Linked DNA regions of Homo sapiens: region 1 is linked to region 2. A link is a loop called in an ENCODE intact Hi-C map of the cell type or tissue named here. Cell type or tissue: GM12878. All regions are shown on one strand. Each heading gives the region's core, and the rest is flanking DNA. Links, peaks and the distances in the headings are about the cores only.

What was found. Hi-C counts contacts between places; a loop is a spot of excess contacts. Peaks named below come from ENCODE experiments on the same cell type or tissue, not always from the same donor. Only the 100,000 strongest peaks of a DNase experiment are listed, where the experiment ranks them.
Region 1: it touches region 2 in a loop (2.0-fold over the local background); 1 of 110 quality-filtered maps calls a loop at or near these places.

What each region holds. Positions count from the first base shown.
Region 1 is chr4:181,904,448-181,909,835 of GRCh38, forward strand. It overlaps a transcript of TENM3 not described here and the pseudogene CCNHP1. Among named protein-coding and RNA genes, the nearest start is that of TENM3-AS2, 77 kb to the left of the region's middle. In GM12878, for the core only: no CTCF peak of the experiment used is centred there; no DNase peak of the experiment used is centred there.
Region 2 is chr4:182,016,729-182,022,116 of GRCh38, forward strand. It overlaps a transcript of TENM3 not described here. Among named protein-coding and RNA genes, the nearest start is that of TENM3-AS1, 130 kb to the right of the region's middle. RefSeq lists enhancers at 2,070-2,119, 2,160-2,669. In GM12878, for the core only: no CTCF peak of the experiment used is centred there; a DNase peak (open chromatin) is centred at 2,483; H3K27ac peaks cover 2,573 bases.

The DNA of each region.
Region 1 (5,388 bases), core at 98-5,097, 110 kb before region 2:
GTACCCGATAATTATATAAAACTAGTATATGCCCATACTAATTAAAAATTTAAAAATTCAAAAAACGATTCCAAGGATTTCTGATCACAATTAAAATCTAGGTGTTTATGTATGGCCTATAAGGCCTAAAGGGATGTGACCCCTGGAAAACTCTCAAGTCTCTGTCACTCATTCACTGACCTCTTTGTCACTGTTCACAACACTCTGTCCTCGCTGCCAGCCATGTCCCTCCCTCAAATGCTCCATGATTCTCTCTCACTGCATCCAGGTCCCTGCTGGAGAACCGTCTCTTTGTTCCAAGCTATATAAAATAGTGATATGGTTTGGCTTTGTGTCCCCACCCAAATCTCATCTTATAGCTCCCATAATTCCCATGATGTGGGAGGGACCACGTGGGAGATGATTGAATCATGGAGGGGGTGGGTCTTTTCCCATGCTGTTCTCATGATAGCGAATGGGTCTCACGAACTCTGATAGTTTTGAAAATGGGAGTTTCCCTGCACAAGCTCTCTTTGCCTGCTGCCATCCATGTAAGATGTGACTTGCTCCTCCCTTACCTTCTGCCTTGATTGTGAGGCCTCCCCAGCCACATGGAACTGTAAGTCAAATAAGTCAAAAAAGTCAAAAAGGTTTCTTTTGTAAATTGCCCGGTCTCAGATATGTCTTTATCAACAGTGTGAAAACGGACTAATACAGATAGTACATGCTCCTGTGTTTTCCCTATTCTTCTGTCTTGCCTTATTTTTTACAGCACATATTGTTCCTGGCATAATTATATATATTTAAGTATGTATTTCTTATCTCCTTCACTTACTGGTGGTAAGCCTTCATAAGAGCAGATGTGCTTTGTTTACAACATAGATACCAAGTATCTACAACAGTGCCAGACACATAGTAGGTATCTAACAAATATGTATTAGATCATGACTCATAGCCTTGATTCATGAGTTCCAGCTGCTGGGCAAATCTAACCTGTGCTGCTGAGGTGATCCCATGGAAGAGCTCAGTTCTGAAGGATTTCCTAACATCACACATGATAAGGATAGTAACAAAACGTGCCCACTATGTTGCAGATAATGAGCTGAGCTTTTTTTTTTTTTTTTCTGGCTTTTTTGAAGATGTTTTCTTTTACATGAACTACTATGAAAGAAAAAAATTAGATAGCAAATAGAAATGTTTAATATGTTTTGATGTTTACATATGATACACTATTTATTTATTTATTCATTCATTCTGTCACCCAGGCTGGAGTGCAGTGGCACAACCACGGCTCACCTTAAAAGCCTGGTATGCTTCCTAATTCTCTTGATTAGTTAGCATTGACAAGTCAACTTGAAATGGCTAGAGAGAGTCTACCAGGTCATCATCAGTCTATTCTTCCTCCTCATGTCTGGATTTCTTTGAGATATCATCATTATCTTCACAGCCTTTCCTCTTCTTCATAATTACATTAAGTGCAAGCTCAGCAGAATGACATTGCTCCAACTTCGGTTTCAGAACAGCAGCTTCTTCAGATCTGGGTGGTACATACTTTTTTACTCAATTTCTCATGCTTTTCATTATATCTCGTAACAGTGACAAGCAAGTTCTGTTCTCTCTCAACATCAGACTGTCCAATAAATAACTTTCCGTAGTAATTCCAGTCCTGAAGGCACTGGATAAAATGGCAGGCAGGGCAATTTGGGAAGGTGTGTATAAACAGTAAGCAGCCATCAATGTGATTCTATTAAGAAGTTCATCATCTGTTTTCCTCAAAATGTCTGGATTCTCCAGCATTGCATAGTAAGTCTTTAAATCAGTGAGGAAGCACTCCAGTGGTCTATAGGGGTTGTGGACAGTCAGATGGAAATTTACGTTGCTGTATAAAAGGTAGTTCGTATTCCAAACTCTGTTCAAGTGTCTCCTCCTGTACGAGAGAACTCTCCCGAAGGTTTCCAACAAACTGGGGACTAGATACATTCAGTTTATCTACTTTGTAGGCCAAAAATGCACATGTGAGCATTATTATCCAGGAGTGATAGTTATTACTTATTTACCTTACTTAATCCTCAAGCGAAACTACCTCGGATTCTCCTTTTGAGATGAGAAACCAGAAGGATGGGCTTCACAGTTAAGAAGTAAGTGACGAATCACAGACTTTGTGCTCCTAAGTTTCTCGCTTTAACACAAAGCACAAACTCAAATGCCAATAGGGCCAAGCCATATTGAAAATGAGGGCTGCAGATTGGGAATCATCCAGTGGCCTTTCTTGCTTTTTCTTGTTTCTTGTTTTTGTTTTTGTTTAGAGATGGGTCTTGCTATGTTTCCCGGGCTGGACTGGAACTCCTGAGCCCAAGCGATCCTCTCGCTTCTGCCTCCCGAGTAGCTGGGACTACAGGCATGGGCCACCACTGTACTAGGCTTCTTCTTGTTTTCTTTTGTCAACTCACCTTTTTATTTTTTATTTTTTGAGATGGAGTCTCACTATGTCGCCCAGGCTGGAGTGCCCTGGCACAATCTTGGCTCACAGCAACCTGCGCCTCGTGAGTTCAAGCGATTCTCCTGCCTCAGCCTCCCCAGTAGCTGTGATTACAGGCACCCACCACCACACCCAGCACATGCCACCGCACTCTATTTTTAGTAAAGTTGGGGTTTCACCATGTTGGCCAGGCTGGTCTCGAACTCCTGACCTCAGGTTATTCGCCTGTCTCTGAGCCCAGCCTGTCAACTCACTTTTAATAGAAATCAGAATGCAGATAGGTATTTCTCTGTCATTAAAGAAAAAATGGTAGTCACTAATTCATGATGATGCTTCAAAGCAGGAGTGCAACAGGGAGCCAGGAGGACCGTGGCAAGTTGGAGTGTATGGGCAAATCCTGAAGGGGAAGATCCCATGTGTCCCTAGCCAGTCACTGCCATGAAGTAAGACTGGCCCAGAGCAGCCAAATCTTCCACTACCTCAAAAGAAACTGGAAATTCAGATTTTTCTATGAAATCTCCCAAGATTTTCAATGTTAGGTAAACACAGACAAGCACTAGAGACCATACAAGGCTTGTCTGCAGGCCAGGACACAGAGGCATGTCAGCCCACAGACACCGTGGTTGTAAATCCTGGCCAGAGTCCTGTGCTGGGTATTACAGTGAAGGGATGAGACGTGGAGAAGGGAAGAGGGAGAGAAGGTGACCTGAGAGACAGCTCGGAGATACATCCTAAGGAAGGAAGGAAAGACAAACACAAGACAGCGCCATTGCCCTATGAGATCATCACCCCACAAGCTCTCAGAGGAGGGAGAATTACTCCCATCTGGGGCAGCCAACGCAGGAATCATAGAGCAAGCGGGATCTGAGCAGACCCCGAACATTCGAGGCCAACTGCTTGAATGAGTAGAAAGGTACCTCCGCGTTTCAAGATTCAGACGAAACAATGAACGTTTAATGTTCTGAAATGCATAAGACACTCCATGCATTTAAAGAAGTATTTCCTATTTACAAACTAGAACCGGCATCATATATGAAGTTTATATTGTCTATTTCTTGCACATAAGGGTTTGTTACCATCTTATTAAGACAACGTGTATTTTTGACTCGAGTGCTAAAGCTATACAAGTTCTATTTTTAAATCAAATGGTCGTATGTTTATATTTTATACCTGGGAGTGCAAGTCACTGTATTTGTCTTATTCCATCCTTTCTTCCTTTGCATTTATTTATAGTTTCTTTGCTGAAAAAAAAATCAGTTGATTCTTAGGTTGTTAGTTCCATAAAAGCAGTTTTGAAAATTCAATGTGCCCATATATTTTAAAGTGACTTTCAATAATTAGGGACTGATTAGAAATGTCTAGTAGTGACAGTTTCTCTTTGGCTTTCGGTAACCTTTCTGTCCTCAGTCTGGCAGCTGAAGGTTTTTGGTTTGTGGCTTTTAAAGTGGTGTTAAGGGACATATTTCTGCCTGAGAACAGAGCTGTCCACCCACACATAGCCCAACTACACTGTGCTCATGCAATCATAAATTAAACAATAATTTAATTTTAAAATATTTAAAGATAATATTTACATTCCATATTGGGTGATACATTTTAAAGACAGCAATTTTCTGATGAATGTTTTTAATTTTAAGCACTCTAATATAAGGAATAATAAAAATGACATTTTAGACTATTCTGAATTTAGAAGCATAAATAGAGAAATTCGGGGCCTAGTTTTCAAGAATAGATGCTAAGAGAATAAACAAAATTAAACCTGTCATTATGTAAAATTTTTATTCGCCCTGTGCATGATATTTTAATATGCATTTTATGGAGTTTGTAGGAAGTTTAATTTTTCGTTTGGAGTAAAAGATAGTGTTACACGGTATAGGTGATAAATCAGGTTATCATAGTTATGTGTGTGACCCTTAAAAGGTGAACACACTAAATATACCTCAAAGACAGAGCCATTAACCTTAAAGTGGATTGCAGATTTGGCCTGTGGGAAAAAGAAGTGCAAGCGAGGTGTAGAGGTTTTTATTAGTACTCCCACTATTTGGTTATAGGTATTAGAATATTTGAACATAACATTTATAGGCTAGCTCCATAGAGTCTCCTGGAAATCTTTATTTCACTGGTTTTTCAACTTGACTTCTGCCTTTCCTTTCTGAATTCATTTCTTACTGTCATACTACTGGCACCTAGAAGAATTTCTCTCGACTATTTTAACAAGCCTTCAGCTGACTGTTTTGCCTACACACCTTATCAATTCCCACTTGTGTATCTTCACTCCTGTCTTTAAGACAATAAACAATGGAGAGAGTCAGATAGGAGTTTAAATTCCAGTTCTGCTATCATTTAGCCCTGTGTCTTTGTGCAAATTATTTAATCTCTGTGATTTCGAATATCTTTATTCATAAAATAAACACCTTCTGTGGTATTGTGGGGACTAAATCAGGTGGGTCTATTCCCCACATCTTGACCACAGAATGTTTGTTGCCACAGACAAAGCCCCATACTGAAATGGCTGATTAGAGACACAGTCCCTACTCAGCTCATCTAGCTCACCTTGGGCAAATCATCAGAATTCCCTAAGTCCGGCCGCCTCACCCAACAACTCAGGGGGCAGACGTGGTGACTCAGCCCGGCTGCTGTTCTTCCAGATCCACATGCTCATTGCCTCAGCACAGCTGGGGAGAATTTCCCCACCCACATCATACTGTATTTGTTCATGTATCATCTAGTAATGATTTTTTAGATTTTAAAAAGCAATATGATGCAATGAACAAGAGCTGCCTTCCAATCCTTTTATGTCTACACGCTAGGTGTTCGAGGGCAAAGGAAACAGCAGGTACTTGATAAAAGCTGATTACATAAATACTCTCCCCAATACAGTGTATAGCATTAACCTACGCAATACTAAATCACTACAAGCAGCACATCTT
Region 2 (5,388 bases), core at 123-5,122:
TTACCAATGAACATAGGCCATTAACATATAAAGATGCTTTATTCTTTTTAAAAAATTACCTCGAAGTTTGTTATTAGTATTCACTTTAGATTGTCTTTCCAGAATTGATTGGTTTTATGTAAAAAATAATTATAAAGTAACAATCATTTTCATGTCTCTATAAATGAAACAATTCAAAATAATTTAAAATGTAAAAAAGAGCACATAATTTGGGCTAGTCAGATTTTCTCTGGATTTTATCAGGAGTTCATTTACCAAAAGTCATAAAATTTGCCAAATACACCCTCACTGTTTGCCTTACAATGGACACATATTCCAAACATAGACAAGACCACAGGCAAAATTAAGTCTTTTGCTGATTTTAGATACAGACCACAGAGCGACTTAGCTGCCTTTAGCCAATTTCCCTGCTAGCTGGTCCTGCTCCCTGAGGTCCTCTCCCCTTCAACCAGAGTACTCTGTTCCCATCCACACCCTGCCCTCCTGGCCATGTCTATCACCAGGCCACACGCCGTGCTTCGCCCTGTCCTGCCAAAATACAGGCATGAGAAATGCAGGAAGTTTGGTGAAGTGTGAACATACAGGTTGGTTGAGAGGCTTGTTTTTTTTCATCTTCTACTCTACCTAGTGAAAATTGGCTTGCTTGTGTGCATAACAAAATGGACTTTTTCCTGGATTGAGTTTTACGTAGTCATTAAGATTAAAGTTGTAGTGAAAGAGGAACATCATATTATACTTGTATATAATGTTTAGCCTTTTCTGTTTACAAAGGAGTATATGATTTCCAAGAATCATTTTTTCACAATAAACTCTTTGTTAATAAGTTTAATTGTGTTAACATTATGAAATACAGACACACACACACACATGCCCTCCTTACTTAGATAAGAGCCTAGGACCTAAATAAAATAGTCCCATACTATAAAATAATGATACAGGCTTTTAAAGGAATTTTTCTTGTAGTTCTTACATGCTTTGCATGAGGACCTTGTGAAGGGAGTGATAAAATCCTATAAATTGTCTTAGTATTGATCGGCATAACAGGATTACATTAGCACCTGAACTGGAACTTCCTATGAGCCCATGAACACATTCAGAGAGATTAACTAAGACGATTTTCTTTTGCTATTTTACAAACTAAAGTCACTTTATAATTTATTGGCAATGTCTTTAGAGGGACAGAAAACAGAACAAAGGTCTTAAAGCTACTGAGCAAGGCACGGAGCTTATGATATTATATGCAATGATAATGCAAACCACAGGAAATTTATGGTGAGGCAGGAAAATACATTATATTATATATTTCCTGAGAACTGGAAATGATGTTGTGATCATTTGAAGTTAGGGAACATCTAATTCTGGATGAGTAATTATTTGGTTTGTACAACCAGATAACTTACCGTGTATGACTATCCTAGAAGGGGATGATTCTTTGGGTTTTCAATATTAATTGATTTATGTGGTATGAGATTGAATTGCTAACTTTCTTCTGGTCTGCTTGTAAATTTCTACAAAGAAGATCCTTCGCCTTCTGTCCTCTATAGCCATCCACCCTGATTAGCCAATGCTGCAGTCTCACAAGCGTGTGGGATTTTATTTCCTTAACTAAACTATTTGCCTAACTCAGAGATGTAAGCTCAATGGAAGAAGAAAAAAAAAAATTGACTGAGTTGTAATCATCTGGAGTGTTTGAAATAATTTGAATGGATGGGGATTATTTGCTTCAGAAAGCCTCTGTCTAACAGTATTCCTAGGAGCTAGGAAAACCAGCATTCTAATCTCAAACTCTGACATTTTTTGACAAGTTGCTTTAGTTCCCAGCATCATTCTGACCTTTGTATAATGAGAATAATAATATTTATCTAGCTTAGATTAAATCTTCCATCGTATTGTTGGGAATATTTCACTTTGATAAAGTGATCTTTCCTTTCAGATTCCTTACATGCTTTACAAATAAAATTGATTTAACAGTTTGCTGTTTCCTATTGCATAGATGTAGAAACCAAGACACAGAGAAATCATATTTTACTGCATATTTTGAGATTTAATAATAGCTAATATTTGCTGAGTGGTTACCTAGTGCCAGACATGGTACATAACCTCATCTGATTCTATAGTAACCCTGCAAGGATTGTACTCCTACTTTCATAGTAAAGAAAACAGTGGCTTTAAAAGACTAAGGGAGTTTCCCAGAATCATCCAATGAGTAGGGGGCACTGTCCAGATCACAGTGCAAGCATCTACTACCCCCAGCATTACCAAAACCAAGACAAGTCGAAGTTGTATCTCAGCAAGGTGTCCATGAAACAAGGTCCTGGCTTGGCCGCATTTGGAGTTCACTGTCCTATTGCCTGGGCTGGTTACCTGGTGAGCAATAACATTTCCCTTTCCATTTCTGAAGCCACTCTCAAAGACCAACCCTTTAGTGGATATTGTGTCTTTCTTTGGCTACACAGCATCTGATGGCCATACTTCTGATAGCAACCTCACCCTCAATTTGGAAACCCCCAAAGTTTCCTGTGAACCGAATGTGAAAACATCAAGCCCCCTCTGAGTCATGCTGGCTGTTTCCTGCCACCAGCTTGTGGCCTGGTTCTTTGCACCCAGCGCCACTGGTCAAAGCTCCCTCTTGTCCTCTGCTCCTCATGACCTACAGTGCAGGAATTACTGAAATGCTGTGGATTAGACATTTTTCCCTTTGCTATATGTGTGATGTCTTCGCTTCTCTAAGGTTTAATGCCAATCCCCTCAATTCAACACAGAGACCAATTCTCCCAGTGTTTTCCACTGCAACATTTTGCTTATACATATCAGTTCTGTTATGAAAAAGTAAAAACCAAAGTAGTACGTAAACATCAAAGAGAAACCTCCAAACCAAAGTTGACCTGTAGCCTTGACCTCGTTTCTCTTGGAAAAATTAGTGTGGAAAAAGATATTTACTTGGGTTGTTGTTGTTGTTCTTGTTGTTGAGACAGGGTCTTGCTCTGTCTCCCAGGCTGAATCTTGGCTCACTACAACCTTGACCTTCCAGGCTTAAGCAATCCTCACACCTCAGCCTCCCAAGTAGCTGGGACTACAGGCACATGACACCACATCCAGCTAATTTTTGTACTTTTTTGTAGAGACGAGGTTTCTCCACGTTGCCCAGTCTGGTCTCAAACTCCTGAGTTCAGTCAAGCAATCTGATCCGCCTGCCTCAGCCTCCCAAAGTGCTGGGATTACAGACGTGAGCCACTGTGCCTAGCTGGGTTTTTCTACTTGGTTGTGGAAGACTCAGTCTTCATGGGAGCCAACAGACCGAACTGCTTTGGGAATAGCTTTAACGTATTTGGCTGTGTTTTAAGGGTAATCTGGGGCCAGGTGCTGTGGTTCATGCCTGTAATCACAGCACTTTGGGAGGCTGAGGCGGCCAGATCCCTTGAGGTCAGGAGTTCGAGACCAGTCTGGCCAGCATGGTGAAACCCCATTTCTACTAAAAATACAAAAAATTAGCTGGGCGTGGTGGTGGGAGCCTGTAATCTCAGCTACTTGGGAGGCTGAGGCAGGAGAATTGCTTGAACCCAGGAGGCGGAGGTTGCAGTGAGCTGAGATCACGCCATTGCACTCCAGCCTGGGCAACAGGGCCAGACTCTGTCTCAAAAAAAAATTAAAAAATAGTTTAAAAAAGTAATCTGGGGGAAAGGGGGAATAGAGAGAGATTGGTTAAAGGATAAAAAAGTTACAACTAGATAGGAGGAATAAGTTGTAGTGCTCTATAGCTCTGTAGGATGACTGTAGTTAACAATAATATACCATTTCACATAGCTAGAAGGAGGATATTGAATGTTCCCAACACAAAGAAATGAGAAAGATTTGAGATGGTGGATATGCTAATTACCCTGATTTGATCACTATACATTATATATATTGCAACATCTCTAGGTACCCGATAAATATATACAACTGTTATGTCCATTTAAAAATAAAAAAGAAAAGTCATCTTTCAAAGTAAGCATTTCAATGAAATCATATCACTTCTCAACTTAAAATCCTCCAGTGGTTTTCCATCACTCCCAGGACAATACTCAAAACTCATTTTTGCACTCACTCTCAAGGCTTAGCCTACCCATCTCTCCAGCCTCACCTGGTACCACATCCTCCTTGCCAATCAGTCCTGCCAGTTTTCTTTCTTATTTTTATTTTATTTTATTATTGCTATTTCTCCCTCTGGATTTTTTTTTCAAATTTTCTCTAGATTCAGGGAGTACATCTGCAGGTTTGTTACATGGGTATATTGTGCAATGCTGAGGTTGGGGCTTCTGTTGAACCTATAACCCAAATAGTGACCACAGTACCCCACAGGAACTTTTTCAACCCACTCCAGTGTCTACTATTCCCATCTTCATGTTTATATGTACCCAATGTTTAGCTCCCACTTATGAGAACATGCTGTATTTGGTTTTCTGTTCCTGCATTAATTCACTTAGAATAATAGCCTCCAGGGGCATCCATGTGGCTGTAAAGGACATACTATTGTTCTTCTTCATGGCTGTGTAGTATCCCATGTACATATACACTGTATATGTACCACAGTTTCTTTATTCAATCTACTGGGCACCTATGGTGATTCCATGTCTTTGCTACTGTGAATAGTTCCTGCCAGTTTCTGATCACATCACAGCCTCCCATCCTGGGCCTTTGCGTATCCTTCCCTCTCCCTCTCCTCTTTCTCACTTCACCTAAATGCTTCTACTGATTAGTCATATTTCACTCAAATCCCCCCCAGAAAACTTTAAAATACACCCAAGATTATAAAAGACCCTCTAGTATATCCTTCCATAGAACATCATTCTTTACCATTAAAGAATTTATCAAAATTTATAAAGATATATTTGTCCATTGGTTTAAAGGTCCTCTAGACTTCTTGCCCTGTGAGTGCAAGAATGAAGCTAGCCTTGCATATCACTGTATCCCTTTCATCTAAGAATGTTCTAGAAATTGGTGGTGCCCAATATTTGATGAATAAACAAATGAATGAATAAATTTAAGTAGGAAAATGTAATATCAAAGTGTAAATAGTAGTCAATCTTGTACTTTCTCTCTTCAATATTTACTTATTGAAAAAAGCATGTATCACCTTTCTAATCAGAAAAAAACTTCCAGTTATTAAAAGTCAAAAAATAACATATACTGGCAAGGCTGCAGAGAATAGGAATCCTTATACATTGTTAGTGGAAATGTGAACTAGTTCAGCCCCTCTGGAAGGCAGTTTGGAAATTTCTCAAAGAACTAAAAACAGAGCTACCATTTGACCCAGTAGTTCCATTACTGGGTATATACTCACAGGAAATAGATTGTTCCACCAAATTGTTCTGCACTCGTATGTTTATAGCCACATGTTTGTTTGTT